Regions from separate parts of the Homo sapiens genome. Here all the other regions are linked to region 2. A link is a contact called in ENCODE Hi-C or POLR2A ChIA-PET data. All regions are on one chromosome and are shown on one strand. The core of a region is the stretch at or near the end of the contact, and the rest is flanking DNA. Distances in the headings are between cores, read along the strand shown. Region 1 overlaps PLXNC1 (plexin C1). Region 2 holds the start of UBE2N (ubiquitin conjugating enzyme E2 N). Region 3 overlaps LOC105369905 (a long non-coding RNA gene). Region 4 holds the start of PLEKHG7 (pleckstrin homology and RhoGEF domain containing G7). Region 5 holds the start of LINC02397 (long intergenic non-protein coding RNA 2397).

Region 1 (2,700 bases), core at 155-2,654, 820 kb after region 2:
AAAAAAGAAATGTTCTTATCTTCTAAATTTGGTAATCAAGAACAAGATAGAGTAATGAATGTAAAGGAACACTGTTGCAAGTTGAGTGTTTCCAAAAAAAAAAAAAAAAAAAAGATCCCAGGAACAATGCTACCTTATTTTAGGAGAAGAGAGATAGTTGCAAAGGAGGCAAACTGATTTAACTCAGTGTTGTGTATAATCTTGAAAAACAACTGGGAAAGTCATAAAAATTGAAGTCAGAAGTTGTTTAAAGGAGAGAACCCAGGAAAAAACATGCATAAATTTGTCAGAACCCTTTCAAGAAGACCTAAGTCAAAACTGATTTTATAATAATTAAGAAAAGATAGAACAGGGAAACAGATCGTAAGAAGACAATGCCACTTAAATGCATTCCAGGCTGCAGATAAGTCCTGGTATTAATTAGGCTCTTTATGGATTGATCAGAAGCCGAATCCTCTAGGCCTGGAGGTTGGGGGCTGTGGGGGTAGGATTTGGGTGTTCAGCACCTACAAAAAAGCAACAGGCAAAATCCAGAGGAGATTGTAGGTTCTCAAAGGAGGCCAGGGTTCTTTGCTCTGCCTGTCGGTTTTGGCTTTTAAAGCCTTGCTTTTTATTTTATTGACTCTTCTTTGCTTTGCATAAAGTAGGAGAAGAAATAAGGGTAGGCAGAGGATCTAAGCTGAAGAAAAGGGAAATTTGAATGAAAGGAGGAAGCAGCCTTAAAACTCAGAGAGCCACGGGTCCAGGCGCGGTGGCTCAAGCCTGTAATCCCAGCACTTTGGGAGGCCGAGGCGGGTGGATCACTTGAGGTCAGGAGTTAGGGACCAGCCTGGCCAACATGGTGAAACCCCGTCTGTACTAAAAATACACAATTAGCCAGGCATGGTGGCGTGCACCTGTAATCCCAGCTACTCGGGAGGCTGAGGCAGAGAATTGCTTGAACCCGAGATCAAGACCATCCTGGCTAACACAGTGAAACCCCGTCTCTACTAAAAATACAAAAAAATTAGCCAGGCATGGTGGCGGGCGCCTGTAGTCCCAGCTACTCGGGAGGCTGAGGCAGGAGAATGGTGTGAACCTGGGAGGCGGAGCTTGCAGTGAGCCGAGATAGCGCCACACTGCACTCCAGCCTGGGCGACAGAGCGAGACTCTGTCTCAAAAAAAATAATAAATAAATAAAAAGAATTGCTTGAACCTGGGAGGCGGAGGTTGCAGTGAGCCGAGATCACGCCACTGCACTCCAGCCTGGGCGACAGAGGGAGATTCCGTCTCAAAAAAAAATAAAGAATTGCTTGAACCCGGGAGGCAGAGGTTGCCGTGAGCCGAGATCGCGCCACTGCACTCCTGCCCGGGCGACAGAGCAAGACTCCGTCTCAAAAAAACAAAACAAACAAAAAAACACACAGAGAGAACCAGGGCGGCACTTCCGTATTTACGATTAAGAATCAACCTGTTTCTCCTGTCTATTTACATGAAGTTGGTTCAGCAGAAAAATATTAAGAACCAGAAAATGCAAACCTAGGGTCTGGGGGTTTTTTTGGTTTGTTTTTTTGGGGCTTTTTTGCTTTTTACTAGGGGAGGATATGGCCAAAATAGTTTCAGGTCTTTTGCTTGGGCTTGCAGATTTGAAACTATGAAGCAAAATTCTCTACAGAAGAAATTTACTTCACAAGATATAAAATTAGCTCAAAGTTTCTATTATTATCAAAAAAGAAGAAAAACTTGAATGTTTTGAGTTTAGAGTCTCATTCTGTGGACTTAAAGTATTGCTTAACATACTTTTAAAGTTTAACCATTGATTTTTAATAAGATTGATGATACACTATAAACCCTTTTTATATTCCAGAGCTACCTAGCATTTAGAAACCAGTGGGGTGATAGCATTGTGGTCTAGTTTGCTATAAATTAGGAATAAAACCAGTAATGATAACTGACACAGGGCACTTACTCTGCACCCATTTTATTTTCACACTAAACCTCTGAGGTGGGAACCATTACTGTCCCCATTTCAGAGATGAGGCAAGTCAGACACAGAGAGGTTAGGTAACACATCCCACGTCATGTGACCAGTATGTGATTAAAACCAGGACTGGAACCCAAGTAGTTTGGTCCAGATTCTATGCTTTTAACTACCCCCTGTCTTTCAATATCATTGTGTATTGAAACAGTAGATGCTACTTAGGTAAGACTTGTAAAACTTAACAACGTAATTTAGTCTTTATCTTTAGAAGGTAAATTGCTTGAAGAGGGGTCTGATATTTGCATAATCTTCATCAATGACCCCTTCTTTAACTCTTAAATCACTTCTTCTAAAACGTGGGATGATACCTTCATCTACCAAACCTGGAACTAATGCCATGATAATTATTATTCTTAGAGGCTTTCGGAATTCAGTGGCGTTTCTTGAAAGCTGAATAATTATTTATTATGTATTAGAGAATACGCAGCCACCATAAACCCAGGGGCGCTTCAGATTAGCAAATAGTGTCTCTACTTTATTAAAACGGACTTGGGTATTATAACAAAAATACACTCTTCATTTCCTTTGGATGTTATGAATAATAAAAGTGTCTCCTTCCTCTCAGTCAGGTGGCTTCACCCACATCTTCACTGAAGATATGCATGTAAGTCTCTACGTTTTCATTTTTAGCCCAGTGACTGCCTGATGTTCATAGTGTTATCATCATCACTATCATCTCT
Region 2 (2,700 bases), core at 112-2,611:
TAGTATGCATCTCCCCACAGATTTCACAAGAATGAGCAAGATTAACATACACGTTCACCAGGTTATATCAAGCAAAATGATGCTGCAATTGAGTCACTTTAACTGGCGCATTTAGTCACATAAATGTGCAACTAATTTCCTTCATAAAAACCGACACAAAAATTTAAGGTTTAGTTGTTGTGATGACAAGGAATATCTCACGTCTGAAGACTTGTCGATATTTCCTTAAGACTTTACAAAATCAAAGAATCGAAAATGTCATGGTTCCATACATACTTGTCAAAACACAGTATTCATAAACAGCCAATTAATAATTAAAACGCACAAAATTGAGGGGCAAAAGATTTCACGAGATCCCCCACAGAGGCCAAGGTAGGAAGATCTCTGAAGCCAGGAGTTTTGGAAGCCGCCTGGGCACTATAGCGAGGCCTCATATCTACGAAAAAGAGAGGAGAGGAGAGAAGAGGAGAGAGAAAGAGAATCCCCCATAACTGCGGCCCTCCCCCAGCCTTGTGTTAAAACTATTTCCTCGGAACAGCTCTGAAAGAGTTTGCCAACCAGAGTAAAATCACTTCGCAGAGATAAACGAGCGGAAACGTATTCAGAAGAGAGAGATCGCGGAAGCAAGGGCAGCGGGGCGCGGGGCCCCCACGTCCCGGGACCCAGGCAGCCGCGGCAACCAGGGGCGAGCATGTGCTGACCGCGGCAGGACGCGCGGGCCTCCCAGAGCCACTTCCCGGGGCGCAGGGCCCCGCCCGGCCTGACCCTCCCGGTTCATTCATTCTGCACCCGCGGTTGCCGCACCTCCGCGGCCCCGTCGGGGCGGAGAAGAGGGGCTTGGCTGCCGAGGGACCTTGTCGGGCCACAATCCCCACCAGGCGCCCGAGCCCCGCCGCGATTCCCGCGCGCCCGCGGCCTCCGGCGGGGGGGTGGTCTCAGAAGCTATGGAGGCCCGCGCCCAAGCCCAGAGACCCCCAGCCTTGCCGCCCCACCCTCCGCCGGGGCGTGGGACAGCACTCCCTGGCCCGCCGGGCAGCCGCCTGGAAGCCCCGGGTCCCCGCTGTCCGGCTGCCCCGCCGCGGCCGGAAGTCTCCCCGGCGCCCCCTCCTCAGCACCCGACTTCCCTCGCCGCCGCGGCCAACCCCTCTCCGCGCCGCCTCGGGCCTCCCAGAGCGGGCCGCGGGCCGAAGGAGGCGAGAGGCCGCGCTGCCTGCCCAGCTGAGCCGACGAGAGCAGAGCGAAGAGCTGGAGGCCGGCCTGGGCGGTTACCTTGATGATCCTGCGGGGCAGCCCGGCCATCTTGTCAGAACCCGAGTTCGGCCTCTGGTCTCGTCTCCGGCTCCTCTCGCCTCACGCACGAGTGGAAGTCCCGGGCTCCACTTCCGGGGGACGTTGCCGCGCCCGTCGCCGCAGCCGCCGCCGAGGCCCCTCGGGAAATGTAGTCCCTGCTCGGGCGCGGGCTCGGGCACGGGCGGGCTTCCCTCCGACCTGGCCCCCTCCCCCGTGCGCCCCGCCCCAACCGCTGCCGGGGATGGCGGAAGTGACGCTCTGTTGCGGGGCAGGGACTTGGGACAGGCCGCGAGGGGAGGCGCGGGGCTCTGGCGCTCGTGGCCGAGCCTGCCCGCGACGGTGGTACGGCACGACCCGCGCGCGACTGCGCGCGCGTCTCTCTTAACCGTGGCCACGCCCGCGCCGGTGGACGACGTAACAGAGGCCTGGCCTACGACGTATCCCATTCATTCATTCACGCGTTCGTTCTTTCAGCTCACGCGTTCGTTCTTTCAGCTCAGCCTGCATTGCGCGCGTTCCCTGCTGGCTCTGCAGTGAACGACTGAGGTGGGGCTCATCGTCTTGCTCCTTCCTCAAAGGGAGGGCAAGACCGAAACTCGGTGGCAAAGCTCTGACTGGGGGTCTCTCCAGTTACTCACACGCTGTTGGGGGAGTTTTGATGTTTAAATTGTATAAATCGGACCTCTGACACGCCCCTAGGCCCAGGGTAGGCTGAAGGAAAAGGGTTTGGAGCGAGTTGGAGGCGGGAAGAATGGTTCTGAACGCCTAGACCTAAAGGTTGAGACTCAGAATTGTTAACAGGACGAATGACCAAGGAGAGGTTTAAAGAACCCAGAGTAATCCGTAAAGCAGAGATTACCTATAGAGTGCGAGGTCCTATGAGAGAATTAGAGTGGGGGTGCCCGAAAATTGAATTGTTGGGGAAGCGTTTTATCCTGATGACGGATGGTTTGCTGTGTGATGGACTGTTTGCAAGCACTTTACTTCATCTTCACAGCAATCGTGAGGAGGTGTTGTTTCCATTTTACAAATGAGGCTTAGATAGTTAACCTTTTCCAAGGAGCTGTTTTGTCCCCAGGCAGATCCGCCAAGACCTGGCCCTTAACTACTTAACCACAGTGTTTCCTAGCACACTAACAGACAGTAGATGGTGAATAAATGAAGACAAGACTGACCGTGCCTTCCAGGAACTTAGATTCCAATGGAGAAGAGAGACCAGTAAACAATTAGTTACAATCCAATGTGTTAAGGGCTGTCTGTAATACAGGTTCCTCCAAGGTGCTATTTTAGCAGAGAGGCATTAACTGCTTGAGAACTCAGGGAAGCCTTCTTAAATAAGTGAAGTCCTCAATGATGAGTAAGAACCTACCTGACCTTGTAGGGAAGAGTATGCCAAGCATAGGAAATGGC
Region 3 (2,724 bases), core at 111-2,610, 850 kb before region 2:
CTCAGAGTTCCAGAGACTGGAAAGGTCAAGATCAAGATACCAGTACATTTGGTGTCTTGCGAGGGCCTGTTTCCTGGTCCGTAGATGGCTGTCTTCTTGCTGTGTCCTCAGCAGGTGGAAAAAGAGCTAGCTAGCTTTCTGGGGTCCCTTTTATAAGAACACCAATTCCATTCATAGGGGCTCCACTCTTATGACCTAAATACCTCTCAGAGGCCCTACCTCCCAATATCATCACATTGGGGGTTAGGATTTCAACATGTGAATATTCAGTCCATAGCACCTGCAGAAGGATCTACCTTTAACAGTTCTCTGTTGTCAAATGAATATGGTGTGAGCTACTTACAGGCACATAAGGTACTTTCTAACCTGGCCCCAGCCCTGGTAAGAAACAGACTGGCATAGGTAGTTTGAAGAGAGATTAATAGAAGGACTACAAAGATGTAGGTGGACTCTAGAGAAACTACGAGGGATAGTAATGTGGAAAGATGGGAGGAGGTGCCTGCCCCCCGACCGCAGGCCTAAAGTGGTGGAAAGGAGGAAAGAGAGAGGCTGTGTGGAGAGGGCCCTTGCTGAGACCTTCAGGGAAGGAATGCAGCCAGCTCAAGGCCACCCTGACCCCTCTCCTCTCACCCTTACCTGCGCCCTATTTACTGAATCCAACACAGAGGGAAGATATTGAGGTGGCCCACACAAGCAGCTTTCCATGACACAGAATTGAATAGAGAAGGGTAGTGGACCTGGAGAAACCAACGGAAGATATTCAAACCAATCTCTTTCCAAATTTCTCATTCATTCATTCATTCACTGATACTTTTATTTCTTCATTCAACAACTTCGATTGAGTGCTGTGTCAGGAACTGACTAGGATACTAGAGATACACCAGGAACAAGACAGTTGGTGTCCTGACCCTGATGTCTCATGCTACCTTCCAGAGAAGCAGGTAAAAAACATGGTGAGAGGTAAAATAATTACAGGTCACAATACATTCCTAGTGATAGATGCTGTGATGGGGAATAACAGGGGACTTGCATCAGGGAAAGTGGCCATGGATGATCTTCCTGAGGAGGTAAGACCTGAGGATAGAGAAGGGATTGGCCATGAAAATAGGTTGGGAAGAATATTCTACAAATAAGAAGCAGAATGTGCAGCAGCCCTGAAGTAGAACTCTGCTGTGGTGATCCAGGCACAAAAAGGAACAAGTGTGGCCAGGGTTGGGAAGTAAGAGATGGGCTCGGGACGGTGGGCAGGGACCGCCCCCTGCCAGGCTCCACCAGCTACAGTAAGGAGCTTGGGCAATGACACGTCCTTGAACCAGGGCATTTTGTAAACATCCTTCTGAACTGCTCACCCTGCCAAATATTGTGGCTTTCATGTGTCATGCCTCTGTGCCTTTGCGCATGTAGTGCCCCTGCCTAGAAACTCACCCCCTCTCTTCTACCAGACAGTTACTCATCCTGTGTGACCCAGTTTATATGTCATTTCCTGTGCGAAGCCTTTCTTGGTCTCCTCAGTCTGTCTCAGTCACTTCCTCTTCTGTGCTCCCTTAGCACTTTGTACATGTCTCCCTGCTTTGTCACTATTTGTTTACTGATCATCCCTCTCTCAGGACAGTGAACTCTTTGAAGGCAAAAGCTATTTTACGCTTCTTTGCATCCCTACCCTACTCCACCTCACACCCCCAAGCCCTTGAAGAACTGATACCATGTTCATCTTTGCATCCTCACCCTACTCTTCCCCCAACCCCTAGTTCACCTGGCCCAGGGTGTGCCACGTTAGTAACATCCAAGAATGCATGCTGCATGAATAAAGTTGCAGAAAATAGACCTCCCACTAATTCTGACCTTCAATAGCAATAATACCTGCCCAGAAGAGGCTACCAGTGAATTGTGATGTTTTAAAGCTTCCTGAGCATATAAGACAGCTGCTGGAATCCACTTAAGCAATTAGAAGTTAGATGTTCAACTAGAGTTTACAGGATGCCTTTAATCTATAAAGGATAATAATAGGTAACATTTATTAAATGCTTACTGTATACCAGTCTATTCTAGCAGCTGCACTAGAATGTATTCATTTAATCTTCAGAACAAAACTCTGAGCTGTTTACTCATACTAACCTACTTTACAGATGAGGAAACTGAGGTACAGTGGGGTTAACTGATTCAATGAGGACCACACAGCCAGTAACAGGCAGGACAGGGATTGAGACCCAGGTAGTCCAGCTCCAGAACCCAAACTCTTTTTGCGTGTGTGGATAATTTTTTTTTCTTTTGTTTTTTTGTTTGTTTGTTGTTGTTCCTGTTTTGTTTTGTTTTTGTTTTTTTGAGATGGAGTTTCACTCTTTTTGCTCAGGCTGGAGTGCAGTGGCACAATCTCGGCTCACTGCAACCTCCGCCTCCCGGGTTCAAGCAATTCTCCTCCTCAGCCTCCTGAGTAGCTGGGACTACAGGTGGACACCACCATGCCTAGCTAAGTTTTTGTATTTTTAGTAGAGACAGGGTTTCACCATATTGGCCAGGATGGTCTCTATCTCCTGACCTCGTGATCTGCCTGCCTCGGCCTCCCAAAATGCTGGGATTACAGGCGTGAGCCACCACGCCCAGCCACTTTTTTTTTTAATTTATTTTTTAACTTTTAGTTTCAGGGTTACATGTGCAGGTTTGCTCTATAAATACACTGCATGTCAAGGGAGTTTGGTGTACATATTATTTCATCACCCAGGTAAT
Region 4 (2,700 bases), core at 185-2,684, 740 kb before region 2:
TATTCATTTTTTTCCTTCCCAAATTGAAGCAATTCACTTCTAGACATCCTTGGCAGGAGCTCAGAACTGTTTATGCAGGCTCCATGCAGGCAAAATATTTTTTGATATCCTGCTTTTGGTTGAGTCATGGTAATGTTGGCAATGGTGGTGAGGGCAGGAGATCAAGTCATTTTTCAAAGTTCTAAGTAAATGATGTTCTAGTAAGATCAATATGAGAGAATTAAAGACTAATATAAAGTTTATCACAAGGCCAACATCTATAAGTTAGACCTTTTTTTCTTTTCCTCTAAGGGCAGTGGTTCTCAAATTTTAACCCATGTAAGAATCACCTGGAAGTCTTGTTAAACACAGACTTCTGGCTGGGCACAGTGGCTCACACCTGTAATCCCAGCACTTTGGGAGGCCGAAGTGGGTGGACCACCTGAGGTCAGGAGTTCGGACAGCCTGGCCAATATGGTGAAACCCCGTCTGTACTAAAAATACAAAAGTTAGCCGGGCCCTGGTGGTGTGCACCTGTAATCTCAGCTACACAGGAAGCTGAGGTAGGAGAATCGCTTGAACCCAGGAGGTGGAGGTTGCAGTGAGCTGAGATCGTGCCACTGCACTCCAGCCTGAGTGACAGAGTGAGACCCTGTCTCAAAAAAAAACCACGGACTTCTGACCCCATCCCAGAGTTCCAGGGGTTGGAGAGCATGGAGGGGGAAGATTTTTCCTTTCTAACAAGTTCTCAAGTCATAGTGATACTGCTGGTCCAGGGACCCTACTTTAAGAACTACCGACCTCAGGGAACCTTCACAGTAAGTATCTGTAATGAGTCCAATCAATGAAAACTTCAGTGAATTAGACTTCATTAGAATTACTTCAACTTTGTTTTGGGAAAGTCTATAGACATTTTTGTTTAATGCTGCATACATATGCATTATCTCCACCTAGGCATCAAATAAATATTCTTTGGGGTACTGATCTAATGAGAATACTGGTAGATATAAATGCTCTTCCATTTGCATTTTAATTATTTGAAAACTAATGTTCACAAATTCACTCCCTGGTGCTCTAATCATTTCCTCTACTATTCAATGCTTATCAAAGCAAGTCATTAATAAAATAGATCAACACAAAATGTTTTATGATGTGAAGAAAGTAGAGTCCCAAAGAATGCATCTCACAACCTTAGAGAAAATAAATGAAATAGAAACCTAGAACTGCTTCACTGAACTATGAGTGATGATTTGTTGAATGCCTCAAGAGGAAGTAAAAAGTTACATTTGCATCATTTCTGTATTTGATCAGCCGTTGTTTACCTGACTTGTTCTTAGGCTGCCTTAGATTCTGAGCTGGCTTCCCTTTAGGCTTTTTCATAAACAAATAACTGGAAATGTCTCTAAGGAGGGGAGAGACCAGTTCCTCATTGCAGCTGGTAGCAAGGTTGCTTTCACTCAGCCAGGAGGACGCATTGTTACAGGTGTGGAACTTGTTGCTCCGAGCCCTCGCCTGGCAGCTCACTCTGGATCTGCGGGTTCTGAGGAGCCTCGGGACCCACCTGGGTGCAGTTGCCTTCAGGGACAGACCATCTTACAGGTATTAAAGGCAACATTCAGCTGCTTTCTGGGTTTCTCTCTTGCACTTTCCTTTTGTCCTATTGCTATCAGTTTCGCTTGTTTTGCTGATCTCTCCAGGTCTCATTAGAATTAGTGAATCATTAACCTGCAATGGTTTCATTTCTAGTACAGTGAGATGGCTTCCCCAACAGTGTGGGTGGGTGTTTGCTGGATTCTCAAAGCTTGGAAGGTCAAAGGTTGGTGAATTTTCTTTATGGTGACCATGTATTAATTTCCTCTTTTAAACATAAAGAAGAGTTAGCATGAATGGATTGACTTGTTAACTTTTGATTCTACCAGATCCACTGGGTGTAGTCATTTAGGGAAAGCTTCCCAGGAGCCTTAGCCATTATCTCATTTAATTTCTGCAACAGGCCTGTGAGGGAGGTTCTTTGATGTCCTCTTGGTAAATGCTGCATGGCAGTTGGCAGAGGAGAAGTGGCTTGTCCTAGGTCACACAGCCAATTGGCGGTGATACTGGAAGAGAAACCAGACCCATTTCTTCTGGTGCTTGAGCTCTTCCTGCCTTTCTGCAAACCACCTCCCTAAGCCCTGCTGTTTTTAAAGTTTCTCCATTTCCGCAGTGCATCATGTCGGCAGTTACTATTGCCTTGGTTCCAATATTTAAGACAGTGGCTAATAAATAATTCTTACCGATGTGAATCCTATTGGCCATAAATAACTTCCTACCAGCAGCTACACCCCTGTGTCTGAACGACTACAAAGGAAACCCAAAGCCGTATCCTAACCCCTCAAAAGAGGAGAGGAAAAGGCCAGAAGGACAGAGGGGAAACCCAAAGACTAAGAAATCTGATCTAACTATTATGCAAGTGCCTATGCAAATATACTGAATTCCTTTAACATTGTTGCTGCCTAGAACTTGGACAGTCTTCTAAAGGAGAAAAATAATAGAACGGCCCTGATTGTATGTATGTGTGAAAGTACCTATTGATTCAAAATTAGCTGGGTGGGGTGGTAAGCATCCATAGCCCCAACTACTCAGGAGCACTGCAGCATGAGGATTCTGTGAGGCTAGGAGTTTGAGGTTACAGTGCGATATGATCACACCTCTGCACTCAGCCTGGGCGACAGAGCCAGACTC
Region 5 (2,500 bases), core at 1-2,500, 980 kb before region 2:
TTTTTTCTCTGTATTCCAGACTCCTGGCATTTAATCTATTGGGTGGGAATAAATGACGTAAATTGTACTCATATTTGCAAAAAGCCCAAAAAAGATGTTAAGGCTGTTAACAACAGACGTCTACGCTACAGTTGAAATGGGCTAGGTGAATTGAGACAGAATTCTATGAACATTTTATGAAGCTTTCCTTAAATTTCTAATTGAAAATTGCTACTGTTTGTGTTACTGTTGATTCATTTCATTTAAGTCTTGGTCTTGTAGATTCTATTGATACCCCATTCTTGGGGATGAAAAACAATGTTAAATGCGCACATTTGTTAGGAAAATGGGCTGGGTGGGAGACGGAAGGCTTTGGCCGCCATCCTAGGGCATTCCTGTGCATTGCGATGGTCAGCATTTCTGTATCTAAACATCGAAAAAGTACAATAAAAATACAGTATTATAATCTGGGACCACTATCATACACGCAGTCTTTCTTGACCAAAACATCCTTATGCCGTGCGTGGCTGTGCTGAGAAGGAGGAGCACTCGTCCTCTCCAAGCACATCCAATTTGCCTCAGTCCTCATGACTCCCGCCCTGTTACCAGAACTGAGCTCATTTGTTATTGAAGTTGCTTTTCTTATACCCAGCCCAGTTTTCCATTGATGCTTCCGCTTATTCTATGTAGGTATTTTCATTTATCACACAATATCCCTAGTCTAAGACTTCATTTGAGGAAAGAAAAAAAAAAAAACCTCTGCTGCTAAAAATAATTTGAAAACTCCTAGACAATAGGACCTTTCAAATCCCTTACAATTCTAACAACCAGTGAATTCATGCTTCACAGCCATTCAGATCTATACGTATGAAATACAAGACATATGTGTTCAACTTTCCTTCATCGCCTCCTTTAAACTTTCTTTTTTCTTTTTTGAGTCAGTCCCTGCAGGAACAGACCAAGTGAGCCCATTAAGAGAACAGTTCATTCCCACCTGCTACCTCGAGCCAGCCAACAATCTCAGCCTCACCACTCCATTCTTGATTATGTAGAACCATTCCAATCCTGAGTGACAGGATTTGCAAAGACAGCTGTTGGGCTCCACAAACATTTGGAGGAGGGGAAAATGTGAGGTTGGTTGCTACATTCTCCTACTTCTTTTTACTGAAAGGAACAGCTGCGATCTTCACATGTAAGATGAAGTAAACAAAAGCTGACAATGCCCAGCACCATTCAGCAGTAAGCATTCAAATGGATTTTTCCTCACCGCGTTTGCAGGCCCGGCACAGTCTCAGTTCCCCACAGCACAGAGAGGAAGCAAGGTCTTTGCATGCCCTGTTCACTTGGCCAAACATTGCCCTAGATGTGCAATTCAACCCATATAAAGCAAGCGTAATTCAAGAGCCCTGACTCTTTCACCATTTCATGATGGCTTATTACTCGCACACGGCATTGTCAGGTTCCAGCAACTCTGTGTGCAGCAGGCAGAAATGCAGTGTTTATCTCTGACAGGCAAACATTCTTAGGCTCATCGGCATGAGTATCCACGCTGAACTGGCTATCGGGGAAGTAGATCCCTGCATGGGAAAGTCAAGGTATGTTTAGAGGGACTCGATGATTCAACCCCATTGGCTGGTTCATTCCTTTTGTTTCCTCTGCCTTTTTATTTGCTTACACAGAAAACAGAGCATTCATTTATTTCTTTTCCCTCTCTCATCTCTATTAACCACTAGGGCCATCTGCCCATCTGAAACTGTCTTTGGCTGCATGGTTGTGAATCCAGGTGACAGTGAAAATGAAGAAGTGGTGATTGTCCCTGCATGTTTTCTCTGAAGGGTTAACTAAAAAAAAAAAAAAAAAAAGCCTTTGTGTCTGTTTCGAGTTCTCCAGTTGAAATACTGTACTCATTGAACTGCAAGAAATAAAACCTGCAAGTAGGCACTGTGCTAATGTAATAGAAATGTGTTAGACAGGGGCACTATTTCTTAAATATGCTTGAATTAAGCAAGTTCTTTTAAAAAGTGGGTGGGACTTTTGATGTTTTACATAGTTATATTTTCAATTTCTTGTGCTCAGTTTAAAACTCAAGATTCTTTGTTTCTGTGTGTGTCATTAGGGCAGGTGTTGGATGACAAGTAAATGCACTGAAAAATGAAAAAAAAAGATTTGTGCCCTAACCTCCATGAATTTGGTGACTTAATATATCCATACAGATCTGACTTTTAATCAAAGGTGCTCACAGGTGGGGTAAGGGATAAGGAGGAATTTGTCTACAGGATCCTTTTATCCTAAGTTGCCTTACAACATCCAATTGTGTTACCGTTTTTTTTTTTTTTTTTACAAACCCATTGCTAGGCTAAGAAGTATTGATTCCATCTAGTTAAACATGTCGAGTGAGAGGAAGTGATCAATGGATTACTTCTTCAAAACATTTATCCCCCCTAGTGGAATCCTCTGATTTTTATAACATTAAAGAGCCAGGTATAGGAGTTGGGAGAAGAATTTAAAATTTGAAATGTCT

Evidence for each region. Hi-C counts contacts between places; a loop is a spot of excess contacts on that map. ChIA-PET counts read pairs that join two places held with the same protein, here RNA polymerase II (POLR2A). Pooled maps may share reads with other maps.
Region 1: a loop to region 2 is called in a map of naive thymus-derived CD4-positive, alpha-beta T cell, with 3 times the contacts of the local background. The contact joins the enhancer-like site here to the promoter of UBE2N in region 2. A Hi-C loop is called at or near these places in 1 of 168 maps with a recorded cell type or tissue (naive thymus-derived CD4-positive, alpha-beta T cell), 3 of 37 single-sample maps with no recorded cell type and 8 of 50 pooled maps. POLR2A ChIA-PET finds 5 or more read pairs at or near these places in 1 of 52 experiments (activated CD4-positive, alpha-beta T cell).
Region 3: a loop to region 2 is called in a map of naive thymus-derived CD4-positive, alpha-beta T cell, with 5 times the contacts of the local background. The contact joins the enhancer-like site here to the promoter of UBE2N in region 2. A Hi-C loop is called at or near these places in 1 of 168 maps with a recorded cell type or tissue (naive thymus-derived CD4-positive, alpha-beta T cell), 1 of 37 single-sample maps with no recorded cell type and 4 of 50 pooled maps. POLR2A ChIA-PET finds 5 or more read pairs at or near these places in 1 of 52 experiments (K562).
Region 4: a loop to region 2 is called in a map with no recorded cell type, with 5 times the contacts of the local background. The contact joins the promoter of PLEKHG7 here to the promoter of UBE2N in region 2. A Hi-C loop is called at or near these places in 4 of 37 single-sample maps with no recorded cell type and 5 of 50 pooled maps.
Region 5: a loop to region 2 is called in a map of OCI-LY7, with 6 times the contacts of the local background. The contact joins the promoter of LINC02397 here to the promoter of UBE2N in region 2. A Hi-C loop is called at or near these places in 1 of 168 maps with a recorded cell type or tissue (OCI-LY7), 2 of 37 single-sample maps with no recorded cell type and 5 of 50 pooled maps.

What each region holds. Positions count from the first base shown.
Region 1 is chr12:94,256,752-94,259,451 of GRCh38, forward strand. PLXNC1 (plexin C1) reads left to right here. Exons shown (of 31, transcript NM_005761.3): 18 at 2,586-2,624. Among named protein-coding and RNA genes, the nearest start is that of PLXNC1-AS1, 82 kb to the left of the region's middle. Within about 2 kb of position 1,405, at least 2 of the 41 ENCODE cell types and tissues checked have a DNase peak (open chromatin) inside an H3K27ac peak, as active enhancers do.
Region 2 is chr12:93,440,586-93,443,285 of GRCh38, forward strand. It overlaps UBE2N (ubiquitin conjugating enzyme E2 N), which reads right to left and starts at 1,362. Exons shown (of 4, transcript NM_003348.4): 1 at 1,270-1,362. The coding sequence starts at 1,299. RefSeq lists silencers at 578-697, 728-867, 1,018-1,227, 1,308-1,767 and an enhancer at 1,260-1,897.
Region 3 is chr12:92,592,596-92,595,319 of GRCh38, forward strand. The region is part of intron 1 of LOC105369905 (a long non-coding RNA gene); the gene reads left to right. Among named protein-coding and RNA genes, the nearest start is that of PLEKHG7, 110 kb to the right of the region's middle. RefSeq lists enhancers at 665-1,864, 1,104-1,203. Within about 2 kb of position 1,361, at least 14 of the 41 ENCODE cell types and tissues checked have a DNase peak (open chromatin) inside an H3K27ac peak, as active enhancers do.
Region 4 is chr12:92,701,555-92,704,254 of GRCh38, forward strand. PLEKHG7 (pleckstrin homology and RhoGEF domain containing G7) reads left to right here and starts at 1,435. Exons shown (of 17, transcript NM_001377329.1): 1 at 1,435-1,578. RefSeq lists an enhancer at 1,576-1,635.
Region 5 is chr12:92,465,429-92,467,928 of GRCh38, forward strand. It overlaps LINC02397 (long intergenic non-protein coding RNA 2397), which reads left to right and starts at 1,251. Exons shown (of 2, transcript NR_144532.1): 1 at 1,251-1,574. RefSeq lists a silencer at 885-1,179 and enhancers at 892-1,399, 1,156-1,305, 1,506-1,595, 2,376-2,435.